Linked DNA regions of Homo sapiens: region 2 is linked to region 1. A link is a loop called in an ENCODE intact Hi-C map of the cell type or tissue named here. Cell type or tissue: CD4-positive, alpha-beta T cell. All regions are shown on one strand. Each heading gives the region's core, and the rest is flanking DNA. Links, peaks and the distances in the headings are about the cores only.

Region 1 (10,467 bases), core at 178-8,177:
CTCCTCACTCAGGAATCCATGGGCTTTCCCCTGTATAACATACCCCATTGGTGGCCTCTTTTAACTTGAATCTTGTCATTTACAGACATGTTCTTATTTTGCTGTTGAATCTCTTTCCCCCTATAATGCTGGGTTTGAAGAACTAAAGCCTGTGGTTCCTTACAGATAAGCAAGACTCCATCTGTCCACAGTGAACTCTAATCTCTTTGGGTGTCTCTATGTCTCCCTCACACGTATTTATCTCATTTTTGCTCCCTGAAGCCTCTCTCAAACATCATGAGATGATCAATTACTATTTAAATCAATTCGACTTTTAGGTTCCTTCACTGCAGGCATGCAGCTCTCTCTTTGTTTGTTTATTTTTGGGTTTGAAAGGACAGTGCCAGTCTTAGCTCTAAGGCTCTCCCTCAGCAGAAGGTCAAACATTTCTATCTTGAACCTGTGTCATTTGCTCCAGGCCAGCTGTCCTCTCACACACTGCCCAGTAATTGGGCCCAGACCCACAGAGGTGTGGGCAGCAGAAGACAGAGGAAATCCCAAGGCTGGGCTTCCTTATTGAATATTTAGACTTTAAGTTTAATAACTTTTCAAGTATTTATTTGAGAAGAGCCTGTTTTCAGACTCCAGGCAGCCACTGTAAGCCTGGATCCTTGGCTAGCTATGAAATCCAAAGGGTCAGTCTGGGTGCAGTGGCTCATGCCTGTAATCCCAGCACTTTGGGAGGCCTAGGCAGGTGGATCACCTGAGGTCAGGAGTTCTAAACCAGCCTGGCCAACATGGTGAAATCTCGTCTCTACTAAAAATACAAAAAATTAGCCGGGCGTGGTGGTGCATGCCTGTAATCCCAGCTATTTGGGAGGCTGAGGCAAGAGAATTGCTTGAAACTGGGAGGCGGAGGTTGCAGTGAGCTGAGATGGCGCCATTGCACTCCAGTCTGGGCAACAAGAGTGAAACTTTGTCTCAAAAAAAAAGAAAGAAAGAAACCCAAAGGGTCTGATCACTCAATCCGCTAGCAAGTGGGGCAGCCAGATAATGTCAATCCTACCTAAACCCTCCAGTGGCTTCCCATCTCTTTATTTATTTATTTCTAGACGAAGTCTCACTCTGTCACCCAGGCTGGAGTGCAGTGGCGCAATTTCAGCTCACTGCAACCTCCTGCTTCCCAGTTCAAGCAATTCTCCTGCCTCAGCCTCCCAAGTAGCAGAGGTTACAACCACCCACCATCACACCTGGCCAGTTTTTGTATTTTTAGTAGAGATGGGGTTTCACCATGTTGGCCAGGCTAGTCTTTAACTCCTGACCTCAGGTGATCCACCGCCTCGGCCTCCCAAAGTGCTGGGATTACAGGCATGAGACACCACACCAGGCCTTCCTGTCTCTTTAGAAGGAAACCCAGAGTCCTGCACATGCTGCTCCTGCCTCCAGCTTCAGTCTGCCCCAGCCCTTCCATACTCCAGCTTTTGTGGTTTTCTGTGGCACTAGCCTGGGATACCTTCCCTACTCAGCTTTTTTTGTTCCAGGTCTCACAACAATGCCTCACATAGTCAGAAGTTGTCTCTACCACCTGGTCTAAAGCAGCCCAGAACATGGTGCCTGAGATCAGGCCATACATCTGTCTTTGTCTCTTTGTCCCCCTTGTGTCTCTCCAGGGCCCCACCAGGAGCCACTGCTCAGGTCCTCCGACTCTGCTTCACCTCACCCCACCACTCAGCTGATGACCCCCAAAGTCATCACATACCAAACTTTCTCCCACTTCTTTCTTTCCCCTGCTTCCTTTGTCCTCAATAAAAAAAAAATAATAATAATCTCCTGTGCCCCCTTCCTCCAGGATGCAGTTTAGGGGTAAGAGCTGAGACTAGAGCTAGAAATACATTTAGCACGCCAGGCGCAGTGGTTCACGCCTGTAATCCTGGCACTTTGAAAGGCCAAGGCAGGCGAATCACCTGAGCTCAGGGGTTTGAGACCAGCCTGGCCAACATGGTGAAACCCTGTCTCTACTAAAAGTACACAAAAAGTTAGCCAGGCATGGTGGCACCCTCCTGTAGTCCCAGCTACTCCAGAGGCTGAGGCAGGAGAATCACTTGAACCTGGGAAGTGGAGGTTACAGTGAGCCAGGATCGTGCCACTGCACTCCAGCCTGGGGAACACAGAGAGACTCCATCTCAAAAAAAAAAAAAGAAAAGAAAAGAAAAAAGAAAGGATTACATTCAGGAAACCCTAAGTCAGCTGTGGGCCAAGCACTGGCCAGGTGCTGGTTTATGCCAGGCTTTGAATTCCAGCTTTTTGACTGTAAACCCTGGGCAACTGTCTAATCTCTTGGAGCCTCAGGCTTCTCATCTTTGAAACGGGGCTAATCAAGTCTCCTGTGCTGGTTAATTTTATGCGTCAATTTGGTTGGGCCACAGCACCCAGATATTTGGTCAAATATTATTCTGAATGTTTCTGTGAGGATGTTTTTAGATGAGATTAACATTTAAATTGGTGAACTTCAAGTGAAGAAGATTGTTGTCCATAATATGGACAGGCTTCATACAATCATTTGAAGGCTTAAATAGAACAAAAGACTGTTCTCTCCACTTACCCCAGCAAGAAGGCATTCTGCCAGTAGATGGGCCTTCGGACTGGATACCAGCGTCAGTTCTTCCCTGGGTCTCTAGCCTGCTGTCCTACTCCACAGATTTTGAACTTGCCAGGCTCCACACATGAGCCAATTCCTTAAAATAAATCTCTCTCTCTCTTTCTCTCTCTCCATAGACACACACACACACACACACACATGCACACACACGCATCCTCTATTAGTTTTGTTTCTCTGGAGAACCCAAAATGACTATACCTACCTTACAGTGATAAGAGTTGTTATTACTAATAACTGCTGCTATTTCTTGAGTGCTTACAATGTTAAGCTTGCTAAGGGTTTACCACATGTTATTTCATTTAATCCTTACCACACCCTTATGAACTGGGTATTATTATTGTCGGCTGTGTACAGTGAGGAAATAGATGCTTTGAGAGATTTAAATCACTCACAGCTAGCAAAGGGTGGAACCAAGATTTGAATTTTAACCACCATCCTCACTGCCTCAACTGAGTGTCTAACTAACAGTGTTCCTCTTACCCAATAAATGTTCTATTCCACTCTCTCACTAAAGTAATGTAAGCATATGCATTCCTTTTATTCATGTATTTAATTTTTAAATGTATACATATATGTTTGAACATATATGATTATATGTAGTATATTTTATATGTGCATGCATATATATATATATAAAATCATCTGACTTATGTGGTTCAGGAGCTGTCAGGAGACAGGGACAGAAGGTTCTGACTGCATTCCTCAGACCACCCCAGATTGGTTTTCCTGGGGGCTGAGTGTCTGCCTACCCAGCAGAGCCCCCTCAGCTTCCTGCCTCCATCTGCAATGCCGGAGGGCAGCCCTGCCACTCAGGCCAGGGAGCTCCCTGGAAGTCATCCCCTCTTGGTCCCCTCCAGTGAGCCATTTCATCTTGTGTTGTTGCAGAATTTCTAGGTGCTCTGACTTTGTCAGGGAGCAAACTGGCTTGATGGTAGAGTTTGTGGAGGAGGAGTTGTGTACATGACATTTGACCTGGACTTTGTAGAGGTACCATTTTGAGCCTGTTCATTTAAATCTCTTTTTACTGATAAGCTCATACACAAAAACAAGACGCTGGAGTGGCCGGCTTCCAGCATAGCAGAAGGTGGGGAGAAATGCAGTTTGCAAGGTACCGTGGCTTGTCACGCTGCTGCCAAGGAAATGCTGCTCAAATTCACCACCAGGTTTAACCCTGCCTGCTCCAATGTAGTGGTGTGGTCAGGAAGCACTTGGCCTGTTCTGGAGAGGGAAGAACCCTCAGTAAGAGGCCCCTAAGTGCCTCAGTAGTGGCTCTCCTTCCCCCCCCCACCACCCCCCCAGCTTTTCATTAGTGTTTTCCTAGAAAATTTCTTTTACCAGTGAACAAAATTTTTTTTTAAGTTGGAGAGAGAAGGACCAAATAAAATTTTTTTAAATTAAAAAGCCTCTTAGGGCAGGTAAATGTGCACTTTTCTTTTATGCCAATTAGAATAAGTCGAATTAGAAAGCAGTTTCCACTTATTATGCCCCTCTTAGCACTTTGCTAAAAGCTTTGCCTACATTATCTCCTTTGATGTTCCCACAACCCTGTCAAGTGGGTATTACTTGACGATGATGGCACAATGGCTCAAAGGGTGCAGGAGCCTGCCCAGGGTCACATAGCTGTAAGTAGCAAAGTTGCTACTCCAGACTTCCCCTGGCAGAGAAGCATCTCCTAGAATGATGTCTTGGTGAAGGGCACGGGAAGCTTTTGACTTTCATAATCATTGGTTCTGCTGGGAAGTGTGCCTAGAAGGAATGCCTAAAAATGATGGAATCTACCTGCTTTCTTTACCAGAATTCATTCATTCACTCACTCATTCAACAATTGTAAATTGAGTGCTTCTGCTATGTGTCAGGCCTGTTCTAGATGCTGGAAATATGATATAGTCCTGTCTGTCTGGCCAGACACTGGGTTGCCATTATGCAGAGGTAAAACATTTTAAACATCAAATTCAGCAAAACCTTCCCTGATGGATCTAACTCTTTGTTGTAAAAACTCACAGCACTGCTTTTTGCCAAGAAATGTCCTTACTCCTATAACTTTCTGACCTTGTTTGGCAGAGATTTGTACTGTTATGAATCCTTTCCAAAACCCATGCCTTCTTAAACCAGTTAGGCTATGAACTCCTTTAGAGCCGAGGTTGTACACATATCAGTCACCCAACAAATACACTTTGACTTCATGAAAATAATTTTTGATACTGAATAATTTCCCTGTAGAATCAAATTGTTTACATTTGGCCAGGCACAGTGGCTCGCACCTGTAATCCTAGCACTTTGGAAGGCCGAGGCGGGTGGATCGCTTGACCTCTGGAGTTCTAGACCAGCCTGGGAAACCCAGTCTCTGCAAGAAATACAAAAATTAGCCTAGTGTGGTGGCTCATGTCTGTAATCCCAGCAACTTAAGGGGCTGAGGCGGGAGGATCACTTGAGCCCAGGAGGTGGAGGTTGCAGGTTGCAGTGAGCTGAGATTGCAACACTGCACTCCAGCCTGGGTTACAGAGTGACACCCTGTCTCAAAAAAAAAAAAAAAAAAATTTACACTTAAGCAAGTCAACCATTTGATTTTAAGCATTAAATGTATGATCTTAATTTTCCTATCATCTTTTACCCCAGGATCTAAATCTGGACTGTGAGTCCATGTGTGTAGACGGTGATAATATTTGGTGTGACTTGAAATTCAGCTCCTTGAGTCTCAGATTCCTGCAAACTGAGGGAAATAAGAAATGTTTGCCAATAACACACAAGCTTTATGGACTTTTTTTTCCAAATTCTGTTCTCTCTCTCTCTTTTCCCTCTCTTGCAGTCTCTCAGATCATAGTCAGATTTTTCTAAATTCAGACAGTATCTTCTGGGCTGTGAAGAAAAACTAGGAGACTCTGAGGAAGGTTGCTGACCTCTGCCTATCATTCCTTAAGGTTCTCAGGGTTCTTGTTTAAACACAAGTCTTGTTAAGCACTTTCTAAAACCAGACAGCTCTATAAGTTTGGAGAGAGAGAAAAGGAAAAGCTAGGAACAAAATCATCTGTCAGGCTGATGATCACAGTGCAGAATGAATATAGGGCCAGTTATGGGGAAGGGGAATGGCACAGGCAGAATTATAAGTAAACAGGTTTTCTCCCTTTCTGGGCTGCAGGATCTCATGCCAACGTCCTGGCCTTGGCTGCCCTCCAGTCTTGTTTGACCTTGGAGCTGTACCTGCAAGGCGAGGGAGGAGCCACATCTTTCCCTAAGCAATGCCTGGCACTTTGCCGGAAGGCCTGGCGCCCCATTGGCATCAGGTGGCTGTGATGCACTTCTTCGTGTGCTCCAGCCCCAGTCATGGCTGGGCTGGCCCCAGAAAGAGGCCTGTGGAAGCTCCAGGCCCTGAGGGAATTTCCTTGAGGGAAACCACTGGAGGTGGATATGGGGGTGGGAGAGCTTTCTCTTTTTCTGGAATAGCTCTGGTGAGGGGTGTAACTGCTCCACCACCCTACCACCTAACTACAGGCTCAAATATCTGGCTCACCCCACTCTCAAAAAGGCTAGCACATCTCCCAGGCTGACACAATAGGCAGATTCACCTGTACCAAAATCTCTCTCCACCAGGCCTGTCTTCCGGTCTAAAATTTGCACTACCATACGCTTTCCAGTAGGTCCAAAAAACCCCTGTGAAAATGAACAAGTGCCAACTGAGGGTATAAGATTCCAGCTCTGGCTTAACAGACCTATAAGACTGTCCAGTTTGCTGGATGCCACCTAGAAGAAATCAGGGCTTCGAGAGATAGAGCCAGACTCTGCAGAGCTAAGTCTAATAGCAGAGGTGAGTTAGGAAACCCCAAAGCACTAGTGCTCCATAGGCTTTGGGTGGGAAAAGCAAGGCAGAGACAGGCAGGGCACACAACCCTAGGCAGCAGGTCCTGGGGCTTTGACTGAACTGGGGTTTGTGTCCCATTTAAGGAGGCAGTCACTGACCACTCTCAGCCCATTCCTGTTGCATGGAATTGTGGGCCCCACTTGCCAGATTTTTGTTTTGTTTTGTTTTGTTTTTTAAGAGAAGGTGGAAACCAATTTCTTTCTTTTTTTTTTTTTTTTAGATGTTGGCAACTAATTTATTTTGAAACACTGTAGGCCTGAACAGTACAAGCTAAATGAAGTACCTGTGGGCCCCATTTGGCTTCTAGGGAATAGTAAAGGAGGATTCTGCCCAAGGCCATATCTGCTTTCAGGAGCAGCTGAACTACCACTCTTTCCAGCTCTAATGCATAACAAAACTATTTAACCAGCATGAGGCTCTTCTTCTTCTTTTTTTTTTTTTTTTTTTGAGATGGTATCTCACTCTGTTGCCCGGGCTGGAGTGCAGTAGCGTGATCTTGGCTCACTGCAACCTCCACTTCCCAGGGTTGAAGCAATTCTCCCTGTCTCAGCCTCCTGAGTAGCTGGGATTACAGGCACCTGCCACCATGCCTGGCTAATTTTTGTATTTTTAGTAGAGATGGGGTTTCACCATGTTGGCCAGGCTGGTCTCGAACTCCTGACCTCAGGTGATCCTCCTGCCTCAGCCTCCCAAAGTGCTGGGATAACAGGCGTGAGTCACTGCACCACCCGGCAGCCATCATCTTTGCATCTTATGCCTTAGTTTCTTCCCCATAAAATTAGCAGGATAGACCTAAGCCTCTGGGCTGAGGATCTCTAACAGCTTTCTACTTAGAGCACTGCCCTTGGCAGAACTCAGGAATGCCCTCTGGCAAAAGTGTGAACTGGGTGATATTAAAATTCTTTGATCTCCATTCCACGTCTGGTGACCTGATGCCCTCCAGGTGAACTGTAGATGCCCCCAAGACACTTAATTGAGTAAAAAGTTTGGTGATTTTACTAAGCGACAGCAAGGTATGTGTATAATATACATGAAAAGGTGCAGAATATTATATACAAATGAATGTCATTTGTACAAAAAACTACATAATGAATTCATACACTTTTTTTTCCCTCACCTTAAAGGTTCAGGATGTACTAGCCCACTGATTAGAGGGATCACATCCAGGACTCTCATACTGAATGCCAGTAAGTGTTTAGTGTTTGGAGCTATCTGCTCATCCTGACTTGGAAGCAAGTTTATTTATTCAGCATAAAAGGAAGTATTTGAACTCACTCACAGAGTGATTCTCTACAATATTTAAAAGCAGCAAGACTGGACAGACAACTTTTAGAACAAGACATATTTCTCTGTTGTGAATACCACCTTGATATCTTAACTAGAGAATTATAGCTATACCGGAGCTCAACAGTAAAAAGAACATAAATTTTTTTTGTTAAGATAGGTAATATTTTATATTATAAAAATGAGCCTTTTTTCTTCTCAAATTCCCTTCTATTACCTTCTTCATTCAGCTATTTCATTTTGAATCACTTTTTTTTGTGAAACTAAACATGTAAACAGTGTTTTTATGAATATTCACCACAATATTGCCTAGGTGAATAGAATAACTTTCTCCATCCCACTCCTATTATTTTGCCTAGGTTATGTAGACCCAGCTGGCCTTTTGGATTCACAGATTTGCATATAAATTAGAGCAAGAGTAAAATAGAACCATAAGCTGCTATAGGGCACATCCCGTGGTTAATCTTTCTCTCTAATCCTACTCAACACTTAGCATATTATCCCACACAAAGGAGATATCCAATAAATTGTTCAATATGTAGAAAAACTGAACAACAGAAAAAGTCCAGCGACTGCTTAAATACAGGACGCATGAGAATTAGAGTCAAACAGTAGGAAGGCTAAAAGGCTGCCTGCACAGTGAACCCCCAGCCACTCCAGAATTGGCTCTGGGCAGAGGGTACAGCAAGTCCTTCCATGCTTCACTCAAGTTTCATTTGTTGTATTGGAGCTGCTTTTCGCACATGCTCATTTCAAACCACAATTTCACCATTGTTGCCAACTCGTCTCTTCTCCATAAGTAAGCATTTAGCTCTCCCGCTTCCATGCGAAAAAGCTGAATGATCCTCTCCAACCCCCTCGTGGCTGCTTCTCTTCTCTCAACAGGTTATCATTTTGACCACTCCCCTCTCAGAGCTTTGCATTAATAATTCAGAAACTGGCTGGGCGCCGTGGTTCATGCCTATGATCCCAGCACTTTGGGAGGCCAAGGCAGGCATATCACCTGAGGTCAGGAATTCAAGACCAGCCTGGTCAACGTGGTGAAACCCTGTCTCTACTAAAAATACAAAAATCAGCTGGGTGTGGTGGTGCACGCCTGTAGTCCCAGCTACTCCAGAGGTTGAGGTAGGACAATCGTTTGAACCTGGGAGGCGGCGGTTGCAGTGAGCCAAGATCGCACCACTGCACTCTAGTCTCGGTGACAGAGAGAGATTCCATCTCAAAAAAAAAAAAAAAAAAAAATTCAGAAACTGCTAAATAGTGAAATGACATGGCACAGTGAATTCTGTCAAAGCTCGCTTCTTCTCAGCGAGTGAGTAGAAGCCAGCATTCAGCTGTGCCCCGCGATGATGTTTTGTTGACCATAGACTCAGCTCAACTACACTATGACCCTTGAGATATTTCTTTTTCTATTCTTAGGCATAACCTGTCATTCTTCTCCCTTTATTTATGCAGCTTGTGTTTTTCCTAACCACTCTCTTTCTCCCGGGTCCCTAGACAGTGGAGCTACCAGAACATGTTGACATAACTTTTGCCCCCTGTCAGAGTTCCTGGCGCTGGAGCCACTGCGGTATGACCTGCTGTTGCCACAGGGTTTTTCTCTAGCTGGAATCATTCTCACCATGGGAGCCTGTCCACAATGGGTGGCACCTAGGAAAGTTAAATTCATGTTGCATTTTGTTTCATGAGACTCTTTCTTGAAGTTGAACTTTCTGGCTCTCTGGAATGAACATGCTTGCACTGAAAGCCTGTGAGAGACTTTCCAAGAGGTTACACAGTGTTTTTCCTTCTCAGAGACATCAGAGTTGATTCTCTTTCCAGATTCCATGCTAATATTTTATATCATTCTGCTATGCTGCTGCTCTGTTATTTTCTGGGTGGAGATACTGCAATGTAGGTGATCATTAATACATATATAGGTCAGGTACCAAGAATTAGCTCTCTGTTACAACCAGATGCTGTTTGGTCATTAGCCAAATATGGGAAATTATTGAACTTCTCCTTTCCAACAGGCCTTGCTGGTATCAAAGAGCCTGAGAGAGGCAAGAAATAAATTTCAGTTTGAGGCAAGTGATAGAAGACAAACCAATAAGTTAATTTTGGAGAGAACTGAGATTAGAGTTAACTATTCATTGATTTGAAAAATATTCACTGGGTGCCTACTATATGCAAGGCACTGGGTATAGAGCCATGAATAAAACTGAAGAGCTGTAAAATCAGAACAACAGATGACTTATGAAGCATTCCAAGTCATGGAGACCTGAGAACTCTTTGGGGAAGAAATGAAAATTACCTGGAAGTAGTCATTTTATATACCAGCTCAAGCTTGCGTCTTTCCTTTTCCTCTTTCTTTCTTACTTTCAAAAAATGTTCCTAAAATAGGACTCTTTCATCTGAGGTATCAATGAAGCCTGTTAGAGGCATCACAGGAGAAGAATCAGTTCCTCCCAGTATGAGATTATAGGGAGGAAGAAAGGAGGAATGTGACCTCTTCCCTTTGTGGTCCTTGGCCACTAGATCCTAGGGATTTTTAAAGGGACTAAGCAACTAAAGCAAGAGAAGTAAACACAAGTGGAATTCCAAAATCTAATTACAAAAATATATACAAAACAAAACCTTTAATTGCTTTGTCTCAAGATCTGTAACAAGGAATAAGAAGACAGCAAAAACAAAGAAAACCGTTGTTCCT
Region 2 (12,140 bases), core at 2,585-10,584, 58 kb before region 1:
TTGGTGATTGTTCAGGGTTGTGGGGAGAGAGGAATGAATAGATGGAGCATGGGACTTTTAGGGCAGTAAAGCTATTCTACATGATACTGTAATGATGGATACATGTCATTATACATGTGTCAAAACCCACAGAATGTACAACACCAATGTAATGTAATTGAACTTTGGCTAATAACAACGTGTCAATATTGGCTCATCAGTTGTAACAAATGTACCATACCAAAGCAAGAAGTTACTAGTGGAAACTGAGGGTATAAGAGAACTCTACTTTTTGTTCACTTTTTTTGTTGTAAACCTAAAGCTGCTCAAAAACATCTATTCATATTTCTAAAAAACAGCAAAAAGACAGTTTAGCCTCATGGCATATCCATGGAGGTGGGGGAGGTGGGGACGGGGTCATTCTAGTATAATTAAGTCTTCTTTGGTACACAACATATAGGCTCAAGCAATTTCATTTGAAAGTAGTTATCAGTATATTAAATCTCCTTATGTTTTTAGTGGTTGCTGCCATTACTAGTCTCTTGCTTTAAAAAAAGAAGAGGAAGAATATGAAATTAGCTTACCCTCTTCTCAAGAAGTTTCTTTCAGTCAGAGATTCTGTCATACTCTTCCCACATTCCAAACAGTTGGCAACTTTGCCTCACTTCAGGAGCCTGCATACTCTACTTTCTAGGTGTCTTAGCCAAAAAGAAAATCCGTGCTTACTGCCCTTTATTAGGTGTGATGTAACCCACAAAATCACTGGCTGTGCACTAACTCACAGACTGGATTTGTGCAGCTCAGGGAGGAGTGTTTATTCCTTTCCCATGGTGCAGAAAGGAGGATGGTTGGATAATAACCACAATAAATATCTCGGTTATGAAGAGTCCACACGTTATGGAAACAACTATCATTAGGTACAGTACAAGTAGCGATGAGTAGTTATGACTTGTCAAAGAAAAACCCACACTTACAAATTTACAAATCAAACAAAGAAAGATGTGTGCTAAATGCTGCATTTTGCCCCTTATAAGATGCATTTCCCTCTTAGGGGGAAAAAAAAAACAAGGTATCCAAAAATTGCCCTGTATTCGATGTGCCTTTAACTCAGTGACAGCCAAAAAAGAGTAAACTGGCATAAAGTCAGAAGGAAATTCATACTCTCTCATGGTGTCAGTGGTGTATGCAGGCTCATGAACAAAATTAAGTTTCAGCTGGGAATGGTGGCTCACACCTGTAATCCCAGCACTTTGGGAGGCCAAGGCAGGAGGATCACTTGAGTCCAGGAGTTTGAGACCATCCTGGGCAATATGATGAAACCCCATCTCTACAAAAAAATACAATAATTAGCTGGGCATGGTGGTGCACGCCTGTAGTCCCAACTGTTCAGGAGGCTGAGGTGGGAGGATCACTTGAGCCCAGTAGATCGAGGCTGCAGTGAGCCAAGATTCCACCACTGCACTCCAGCCTGGGTGACATGAGCGAGACCCTATCATCTCTGAAAAAAAAAAAAAAAAATTAAGTTTTCTGCCTAGAAGATCACTTGTTCATGTGTACTAAAGATAATAATTTTTTTCTTTTTTAAAAAATGTCTTAAGAAGTGGGATGTGTCTTACTTATATACCTGCGTATCTTAAAGAGAGGGAACAAGATCTTCCTAGGCCCACAATTGATTCTCTTCTGTCATATTTTCTTGGACTTGATTTCCCAAATGTTACATTGGCTCACTGGTGTGCTCCCCAGCTCAGTATTCGGTTTCTGCCTGCTACCAAAAATAATTGGCAAGATAGCAGAGTATTTCACCTCCATAGTATCTGAAAGATGAGGGATATAACCTCACCCTCCCTAATTTTCTGAGAAAATTCCGTGGGCTCTTCTTATTTAAGACCTAGCATGTTAATTAATAAAAGAAAATAGAAAGCTGATAAGCAACTTCAGCAAAGTCTCAGGATACAAAATCAACGTGCAAAAATCACAAGCATTCCTTTACATCAACAATAGACAAGTGAGAGCCAACTCATGAGTGAACTCCCATTCACAATTGCTACAAAGACAGTAAAATACCTGGAAATACAATTTACAAGGGCTGTGAAGGAACTCTTCAAGGAGAACTACAAACCACTGCCCAAGGAAATAAGAGAGGATGTAAACAAATGGAAAAACATTCCATATTCATGGATAGGAAGAATCAATATAGTGAAAGTGGCCATACTGCCCAAAGTAATTTATAGATTCAATGCTATTCCCATCCAACTACCATTGACATTCTTCACAGAATTAGAAAAAGCTACTTTAAATTTCATATGGAACCAAGGAAGACCCCATATAGCCAAGACAATCCTAAGCAAAAAGAACAAAGCTAGAGGCATCATGTTACCTGACTTCAAACTATACTACAAGGCTACAGTAACCAAAACAGCATGGTACTGGTACCAAAACAGACATATAGACCAATGGCACAGAACAGAGACCTCCGAAATAACACTACACATCTACAACCATCTGATCTTCAACAAACCTCACAGAAACAAGAGATGGGGAAAAGATCTCCTATTCAAAAAAAGGTGCTGTGAAAACTGGCTAGCCATATTCAGAAAACTGAAACTGGACCCCTTCCTTACACTTTATGCAAAATTAACTCAAGATGGATTAAAGACTTAAATGTAAAGCCCAAAACCATAAAAACCCTAGAAGAAAACCTAGGCAATACCACTCAGGACATAGGCATGGGCAAATACTTCATGATGAAAACACCAAAAGCAATTTCAACAAAAGCCAAAATTCACAAATGGGATGTAATTAAACTAAAGATCTTCAGCACAGCAAAAGAAACTGTCATCAGAGTAAACAGGCAAACTACAGAATGGGAGAACATTTTTGCAATCTACCCATCTGACAAAGGTCTAATATCTAGAATTTACAAGGAATGTAAACAAATTTACCAGAAAAAAATAAACAACTTCATCAACAAGGGGGCAAAGGATATGAACAGATACTTCTCAAAAGAAGACATTTACATGGCCAACAAACATATGAAGAAAAGCTCAACATCACTGATCATAGAGAAATGAAAATCAAAACTGCAATGAGATACTATCTCATGCCAGTCAGAATGGCTATTATTAAAAAGTCAAGAAACAATAGATGCTAGCGAGGCTGTGGAGAAATAGGAACACTTTTACACTGTTGGTGTGAATGTAAATTAGTTCAACCACTGTGGAAGACAGTACAGCGATTCCTCAAGGATCTAGAACCAGAAATACCATTTGACCCAGCAATCCCATTACTGGGTATGTACCCAAAGGAATATAAATCATTCTACTATAAAGACACATACACATGAATGTTTATTGCTGCACTATTTACAATAGCAAAGACTTGGAACCAACCCAAATGCCTATCAATGATAGACTGGATAAAGCAAATGTGGTACATGTACACCATGGAATACTATGCAGCCATAAAAAAGGAATGAGATAATGTCCTTTGCAGGGACATGGATGAAGCTAGAAGCCATTATCCTCAGCAAACTAACACAGGAACAGAAAACCAAACACCGATTGTTCTCACTCATAAATGAGAGTTGAACAATGACAACACATGGACATAGGGAGGGGAACAACACACACCAGGGCCTGTTTAGGGGATGGGGAGTGAGGGGAGGGAACTTAGAGGATGGGTCAATAGGTGCAGCAAACCACCATGGCACATGTATACCTATGTAACAAACCTGCACGTTCTGCACATGTATCTCGGAACTGAAAGTAAAATACAAAATAAATAAAAAATAAAACACTTAGCATGAACATAATTAATTAAAGAAAATAGGGAGTAACAAATCTAAGTAAATATATTGTTGCACTTAACAACAGTTTTTTTTCTCTTTACTTATCTGATAGAGACAGGGTCTTGCTATGTTGCCCAGGCTGGTCTCAAACTCCTAGGTTCAAGAAATCCTCCAACCTCAGCCTCCCAAAGTGCTGGGATTACAGGTGTAAGACACCCTGCTCAGCCTGCCATACATTTTAACTTTGGAATGAAATTTAAATTTCCATTTAAACATAGATGTTTCTGAAATTATGGGAATTTACAAAACAAAATAACAAGTCACTCTTGTAAAGAGATGAGAAACTGCTCAATTTTTCTATATCACCCTCTCCACCCTTTGCCTGGGATAAGAGGAGGTAACCCAGCTTTTCCCACACTGAGCAGAGGTGACCTGCCTCTCTCTAATGAACTGCGCTTTATGCCTGTTTTGTTCCTGAGAGAAGAGTTTGGATAGAGGAGGATTAAAGTTTGTTTTAAGAGACCCTTCCTGCAGGGTATAGTGGCTCATGCCTGTAATCCCAGCACTTTGGGAGGCCAAGACAAGAGGATTGCTTAAGCCCAGGAGTTTGAGACCAGCCAGGGCAACGCAGGAGGACACCCCCATCTCTACAAATATTTAAAAAAAAAAAATAGCTGAGCATGGCAGTACACACTTGTAGTCCCAAGTAGCAACTCAGGAGGCTGAGGTAGGAGGATCACTTGAACCTGCGAAGTGGAGGCTGCAGTGAGTTATCATTGTACCAGTGTACTCACCTGGGCAACATAGCAAGACCCTATCTCTACAAAAATAAAAATAAAAATTAGCTGTGTATGGTGGTGTGCACCTGTAGTCCTAGCTACTCAGGAGGCTGAGGTGGGAAGATTGCTTGAGCCCAGGAGTTTGAGGCTGCAGTGAACTATTACTATGCCACTGCACTCCAGCCTGGGCAACCGAGCAAGACCTAATCTCTATAAAAATGAAAAAGACCCTTCCTTCCAACAACGTTAAACCACTAGAGATGTTTCGTACTCCCTACAATTTTTTCTCTCTTTCTGTTCACAATACATTGGGACTTACAGGCAGAGTAAGAGTCAATGGAAGCTATGGTAAGAAAGTCAACAGAGGGCTGGAGGAACAATACCAACAGCTAGGATTCTCTACTCCCAGATTTGCTAACAAGCATTGATTTGCTCCACTGATATACAACACAATCTGAGGGAAGATCATTGAAAATCTAGGATCTTTTGGTCTAAAGTTGGAATCATGGGGAGGCATTTTCTCAACCTTGTTCATGTCTCTTTCCTTTGCAGGGCAACAGGCTTTGGCTTCTTAAATGCGCTATGCAAGGCAGCAGCCGTCCTGGGAAACTTAATATTTGGCTCTCTGGTCAGCATCACCAAATCAATCCCCATCCTGCTGGCTTCTACTGTGCTCGTGTGTGGAGGACTCGTTGGGCTGTGCCTGCCTGACACACGAACCCAGGTTCTGATGTAATGGGAAAAAAAGCCATCCTTCCTGCGTTTCTTCCTCCTGCCCTGGGTCAATTCTCCTTCCTGACTCAAGGCTTCAGAGTTTTCCTATATAGAAAGGTGATCAAGTATCAGAACATAAACACGTGCTGTGACTTAAAATTTAGAAGCATATCATCTTGCCCCTTTGTGATTTTGCACAGGTTGTTTGTTTGTTTTGTTTTGTTTGAATGCATTGTTATCTTTCCAAACTGTGATGCTACTGCCTCCCGCAAATCAGTGGAAGCATTTCTAAAATGCCCTAGGCAGCCAGGCTTCCCTGGGGTTCTGCTCATTGAAAGTTTAGAAGCTAAGAAGACTGGGCTGGTGTAAGAAATAGATCCTGCTCCTAATTTAACATTAACAGGAAATATAAGTCGGCACATTATTGCATTTGTGCTGAGAAGAGGGATTCTTTTTTTTTTTTTTTCTAACAGAGTGATATTTCCTGTTTACTTAGAAAAGGACACCCAGTAATTCTCACTGTTATAGCAGAGCCTTTCAAAGAAAACCATGTGGCACCAAACAGGGCTGGGTGGGGCTCTTTGGGGCAAGACAATTAAGGTGACCGCTGACAAGAAAAATAAAAGCTCTGCAATTAGCAGCAAAAATCTGAGTGTGCTGCATAAGCAAGATTTCTGTCAGAAAGCCCAATTAAACCTCTGAAAAGTGTGAGGAAAAAGAACTGTAACAGTATCTGTGACTGTGGCATGTGGTTCAGAATGTTTGAAAATCAGAGATCCGAGAGAGAGCTTCTGCCTCCATTTACCACTCCCACTCCTTCAGCTGCCCTTGGTCTTGCCAGACAGCAGATTCAGGGAAAGAAAGCTGCTTCTTAAAAACTGTCTGCCTACCTGATTCTGCCACTTACCCACACTGTCTCTAGTCTAGAGATTGCCAGTGGATAGCTAAATTGTAAATTGCAAATTAGGAAGAAATTCACACCCAGAGCCATTTGGAAATACAAAATGGTACCTCTTTCCAGTACCTCTTTGCTGTGGGACTGGCCCGCCAGGACCCCCACCCCACCTGGCCCGCAGTTGACATTCAGCTTCCCAGCTGGCATCAGCAAAGAGGGTTTGTCCCTCTAGCTTCCCCAGGGCTGGCCCACTGCTCAATGCGCTCCTGGCTCCCTGTAAAATCACAGCCCGCCTGCACTCCTGAGGGCCCCTCTCACAGACAGACCATCTCCCTGTGGTTGTTTGACTGCTCATTTTACCTCTGGAATCTGCCTGGGCTTGGAAGAAAGAGGTCAGCCAGGACATTCCCACGGGCCCGCTGTCAGCTACATGACCTTCTCGCCTCTCAGGCTCCCCTTCCCCCAGGCTCGTCCTTTTTACACCTCTTCTTTGAAATCTGAACCTTCCTTGTAGACTTGCAGCCAATGACCAGAAGCCAGGAATAAATCCCATATTTAAACAATATTCCTTTTTTAACTGCCTCGATAGAGGTTTATTCTTGTTACTTATTATAGGCATTTTCAGGCAAGCCATAGCTTGGGGCCTCCAGGAAGGGAAAGCTTTTGTTTCCACTGATCATTATTTTCAGAGATGTCCTAACTCCCCTGAGGCCCCCCTGCCTCCCCCTCCCCTTCCTAATGATCCCTCGCAGAGCTCAGACTAAGTGAAAAGCTTCTTTCATTAACATAAGCCATTAATCGACTTCCCCTTGAAGTAATTCAGGTCTGCAGAGGGGGGAAGACTGGTGTTGGGGGCAGTGGGAAGAGGGTGGTTCCCTGGGGGTCTGTGATCAGGGCTAGAACATCAGGAAAACCCGAACCAAAAACTGCAAAGGTGGCAGGAAGAAGAAAAATCACTGAAGGCTAGACAAGATGCATTTGAAAGATACCAACCGCACAGGGAAAGAAACAACTTTCTCTCACTTCTGCCTCCTATCATTTTATTGGAGAACAAAGACAGCAGTCAAACAACCCAAGAAAGTACCCTGTATGTTTTTCTTCTTCCACATGTACCCATTTTCCCACCTATCTCTCCCTGATTTGTCTTCTTTAAAAAGACATTTGGGGACCTGAGCAGGTCTTTTAGTTGAATGCAGCATGTGCAGAAATAACTGCAAAAGCCAGGAGTGCATCTCCATCAACCCATCAAAAGAAAAATAGAAATGTACATGGGCATCGCTGTCTCTAGTCCTCTGTGATAGTTCACTTTGCTAACTAGACTACCTTTACTTTTCAAAATATCTCTAATGTCTGCTCTGGGGTCTAAATGCATAAAACATCTCCCAAGCTGCAGAGCACAGTTATTCAGAATTTTATTTGAACACTGGGTTGGGTCAGCATAGGATAAACCAGCAAAACCTTACTTCATGAGACCTGCCATCCGTGTCCCCTGCAGAAGGACCGTTCTTGGCCTACTTGTTACCTAATCCAAGCATCCTTGGTGGCCTAAGAGGGATCTTTTCTCATCTCCTGGACAGTCTGTGGTCACAAACCTTCTTGGTCACCACCTCTCCCACCTTTTGTGCACTCTTCCCTGCCTCCTTGAGACTGTTCATCACCTTGATTTTCTAAGAGAGCTCAAATCATTTCCAAAGCATGTGGTGTGGCCTGTATAGCTTGCTCCAGATTTAGCTGGAGATTAAGAAACAGCCAGGATATTAAACAGAAACTCTCAGTTGTATCAGTGTAGCAGGCCACTGGCACCTAAACACGCAACTGGCATCTCATTTCGCCTACAGTAGAAGGAAAATGAAAATTTGTACAAAAATGAAAACCTAGGAAATAGTCCACTTGCTCCTATATTTTTACCACCTTTTCTAACTAAAATTTCCCTGTTGCTCTTTGGAATCAATCCAGAATGCTCCCAAGTCCCATTATTATCACAGAATCTTCTCAGTAGGGAAAAACAAACAACTGCTTCAAACTGTGAATTCTGTATGTACCACATTCTATCCCAGGTATTGGGTTTTAAGGCACCCAACTCACATTCAGTCCTGCTGCCTGAATCATCTCACACCAGAGTACAGACCTTGGAGACGCGATAGATGGGTCCTAGCCTGACCTTCACCACTAAGCGGTACAGGGACCCAGATCTTGCTGTGGAGACTGTAAGTCGTTGAACATCTCTAGTTCTCACTTTCCCCGTGCACAAAATAAAGGATTGGGACTAGTCTGCTCTCCACTCTCCAGCATTGTAGAAGACAGTAATGAAAATAGCTTCATCTTATCTGCCTTCTTATGCTAAACTCATTTTTTTTTTTTTTAGGTGGAGTTTCACTCTGTTGCCCAGGCTGGAGTGCAGTGGTGGGAACTCTGCTCACTGCAACCTCCGCCTCCCAGGTTCAAGTGATTCTCCCACCTCAGCCTCCCAAGTAGCTGGGACCACACGCATGCGCCACCACGCCCAGCTAATTTTTGTATCTTTTAGTAGAGGTGGGGTTTCACCGTGTTGGTCAGGCTGGTCTCGAACTCCTGACCTCAAGTGATCGGCCCACCTCAGCCTCCCAAAATGCTGGGATTACAGGCGTGAGCCACTGGCGGCCTCAACTCATTTTTACAAGCACTAAATAGGTTTAGTTTATAAACTGAAAAATTAGGAAATAGGCACGCATAAAAAGAGTGTAGGAAGTTGTTTGGGAAGCCCGCATGGAATAGGCCAGAAAGCACAGTCCCCATGCTGTCTGCCCTGCCAGCATCTCAGCATCCTGACTAGTATCTCTGTTCACTGCAGGTTTGACAGTTACCATCACCCAGCCAGAAAAGGGCCCCGCCTTGCCAGATAAACGCGCTTAGGTTAGAAGACTATAATTGCAATATTACCCTACAGCTCTCCTGACTGTTTATTCCATTATTTTCTTGAAACATGGCCTTAAGTATTATACATAGGCTTCAGAAACAGTTTTTCAGTGATTTTACCTATATTGGCAAATAGACAAATCTCACCAAATCAGAGTTCAGGTTTTCACCAAAAACTGCTTAGTTGTCTTTCAAGATACCTTAAGAGATCAAAGGGGAGGTGGGAAAAGAAATGTAGTGACAGAAGGGAGAGTCCAAGATACCACTGATAAGGTTCCAGCAAAGAGATTAGGACACAGCAGAGACTTTCTAAATGCTGGGGTCATTTCCAAAGCAGTCCAGGGGAATACTTTCTGATTCCCTCTGCCAATCAAAATAGATAGAATATGATATTCTCCAATTTTTTTTCTGTTTGATGTCAAAATGGCCTTTACCTATTTCTTCAGTAATATACCTGATCTGTTCATGCACTAAAGGCTCTGGAGCCAGGAATGTCTGAATTTGGCCTTCACCTGGTATCACAGAAAGACAACTGGGATATTGGTGTTAAGGGGCATATCGGCTGTATGTTAGGTTTTCTTTAATCCTCACATCGTGCCAAACTTAGTCTGGTTACTAAGCCTAAAAACACCAGTATTGCAACAACTTCTGAAACTCTGAAGTGGACTATATGTTTCTCACAGTTTTTGTTTATGCTCAGCAAAGTATGTATTTTAAGTAAAGCTTCTCTTGTTATCTGTAATGTAGACAAAAAAAAAAAAAAACCTGTTAGTATATTCTGGATGTATTGTGTGTCCCTTCATTGTTTCAGGTATGGCGTAACAGTTCTCCGTGTGATGTTCTTTTGCTCTAAATGTTGACCATTCCTCTTGTCGCCCGTCTCTCACCAACCAGTCACAGAGCCATTGCCAGGGCTCCCTTCAGTCTTTCTTAAACAATATCTAAATGCAGTTTAGTAATCCCAGGATTTTGAGTTACAAGAATACAGTTTATGGGTCTGTTTCAGCTCTTACTTAAGGCTAGCATGGTTGGGCAGGGGAAGAGCTGAGCCGAGCCTTCACTGATCTCTTGTCATTTCATATGATTATCCAGTAAATACTTATTGAGCACCTCCCATGTGATACGTATTGAGACACTGCTGTGTGCAATAATTAAGCCTATGGAGGACTTAAATGAGGGCAAGGAAAACAGAATGAGAGAAGACACTCTCACACTGACCCCCATTACATGTGAACCCTCCGCGCCCCCCCCCATAAATACAAAGTGTTATTTTTCCACATTTAAAACAAATAATAGCCTTCAGCAGGCAGTGCAGGAACTATTCAGTCATTGAGATAACCTTTGATGAGAGGAGAAAGCTCCTTGATTACCTGGTTTTTGTTGGAGAGACTATTAACTAGTACTTGGAAAATGAGAAAAATGAAACCACACATAAGTTGTTCCCTTAAATAATCTCAGCAGGATATTGCACTAAGATATTATTCAAGGAAAAGAATCAGGAGCAGAGATAGCCCCATCTCTCTAGAGCATTTTTTTTTTTTTTTTGGGCGGGGGGGCGGGGGACGGAGTCTCGCTCTATTACTTAGGCCGGAGTGCAGTGGTGCAATCTCGGCTCAATGCAACTTCCGCCTCCCAGGTTCAAGCAATTCTCCTGCCTCAGCCTCCCAGGTAGCTGGGATTACAGGTGCATGCCACTATGTCCGGCTAATTTTTTGTATTTTTAGTAGAGACGAGGTTTCACCATTTTGGCCAGGCTGGTCTCCAACTCCTAACTTCAAGTGATCTACCCACCTTGGCCTCCCAAAGTGCTGGGATTACAGGCATGAGCCACTACACCTGGCCTAAAGTCCCGCTTTCTTCTGAGGTGTTCTTTTCATGGTGTGAAACCAGAGACAGGAGCTAGGGGGTCTGTTCCCCAGCGAATAGTGTTGGGGTTTTCTCTTCAGAGCTAAGTCAGCAAAGCCTGCAGCTGCTGCCACTCCCCTGGTCTGTGCCTCCCAGGGTGTTTCCTTTCTGATTTTGAAGATTTGTGGGTGAGTCAATTATCTTTGCAGACATCCTAAAGCAGCTTCCCTCCTCGCTACCCTCAGCAGATAAGCCATCCAGAAAACAGGTTCTGACAGCCAGTAGCAGGGGTATTTTGGGTTTCAGTTTAAAACTGGTGCGTGTTGTTGCAAGTGTCTTGAAGTTGCAAAGGATGTTTGGGGTTCTAGGGCCTGCAGGGGGGCAGAGCAGAAAGAGGGTAGTTGTCAGTGACCCTCTACCCTCCTCTGAGAGCCCCATTGCCATTTTTGCCCACCAGTTCTCTTCTTACCTCCTCAGGGCAGTGCCCACTCATTTCCTTTATTTCCCTTTTGTTTTTTTTCTTTTCCTCCTCTGGTCGACAACCTCTTAATTCTAGCAGTGTACAAAAGCAAGGCCAAGCTTTCCTGGGGCACTTGGGATGAAAGGCCCATCCATGCCTGTTGTGGAGGCACAGAGGAGGAGAAGGTGAAGAACAGGAATGGGTGCAGGGGGAGTGTGAACGCAAGGCTGCTGGCTTTGGCACAGCTCCCTGTGCAGGGCTGGATTTCCAATTGCTTTTCAGTGCCTGTGCCCTGATAGGATGGGCACAGCTGGTATGGAATCAGAGCAGCCCATCTCCAGAGCAGAAGTCTGAGAGCTCAGCGTTTGACTCCTGAAAGACCAGGATGTTCCTACCTGGGTTCTTGAGATTCATTGGCTAGTGGAGGTAGATGGTACTCTCCATGTCTGCAGAAGATTCCCCACTTGGTGCTGAAGGCTAGGTGCCTTCCAGTCAGGTCTGAATGCTGAAATTGCTGAGATTGTCCACTCTCTGCCTACTTTATTGCATTCATGCTCCCCTTAGATCCAAGAGTGCCCAGGACTAGGAGCAGAAAGCAGTTTTCAACCCTTTGTTCAGACTCAGACGGGTTTCAACTCAAGCGGGTAATCTACCCCAGCAGCAGGGGTGCAAAGTCCAAAACAGCTTTGTGGTGCCTGGGGAGTGACTAGGCAGCCTGCTCACAGGGGCTGGAGTCATCTAAAGCTAGTGATGAGCTGGAATAGCTTTGAACCGGTTCATCCGAAC

What was found. Hi-C counts contacts between places; a loop is a spot of excess contacts. Peaks named below come from ENCODE experiments on the same cell type or tissue, not always from the same donor. Only the 100,000 strongest peaks of a DNase experiment are listed, where the experiment ranks them.
Region 2: it touches region 1 in a loop (2.6-fold over the local background); 4 of 110 quality-filtered maps call a loop at or near these places.

Annotation. Positions count from the first base shown.
Region 1 is chr5:76,380,691-76,391,157 of GRCh38, forward strand. No RefSeq gene overlaps it. Among named protein-coding and RNA genes, the nearest start is that of IQGAP2, 17 kb to the right of the region's middle. In CD4-positive, alpha-beta T cell, for the core only: no CTCF peak of the experiment used is centred there; a DNase peak (open chromatin) is centred at 4,211.
Region 2 is chr5:76,320,267-76,332,406 of GRCh38, forward strand. It overlaps SV2C (synaptic vesicle glycoprotein 2C), which reads left to right. Exons shown (of 13, transcript NM_014979.4): 13 at 5,098-12,140. The coding sequence ends at 5,281. Among named protein-coding and RNA genes, the nearest start is that of SV2C-AS2, 15 kb to the left of the region's middle. RefSeq lists an enhancer at 5,166-5,665. In CD4-positive, alpha-beta T cell, for the core only: no CTCF peak of the experiment used is centred there; a DNase peak (open chromatin) is centred at 5,815; H3K27ac peaks cover 3,252 bases.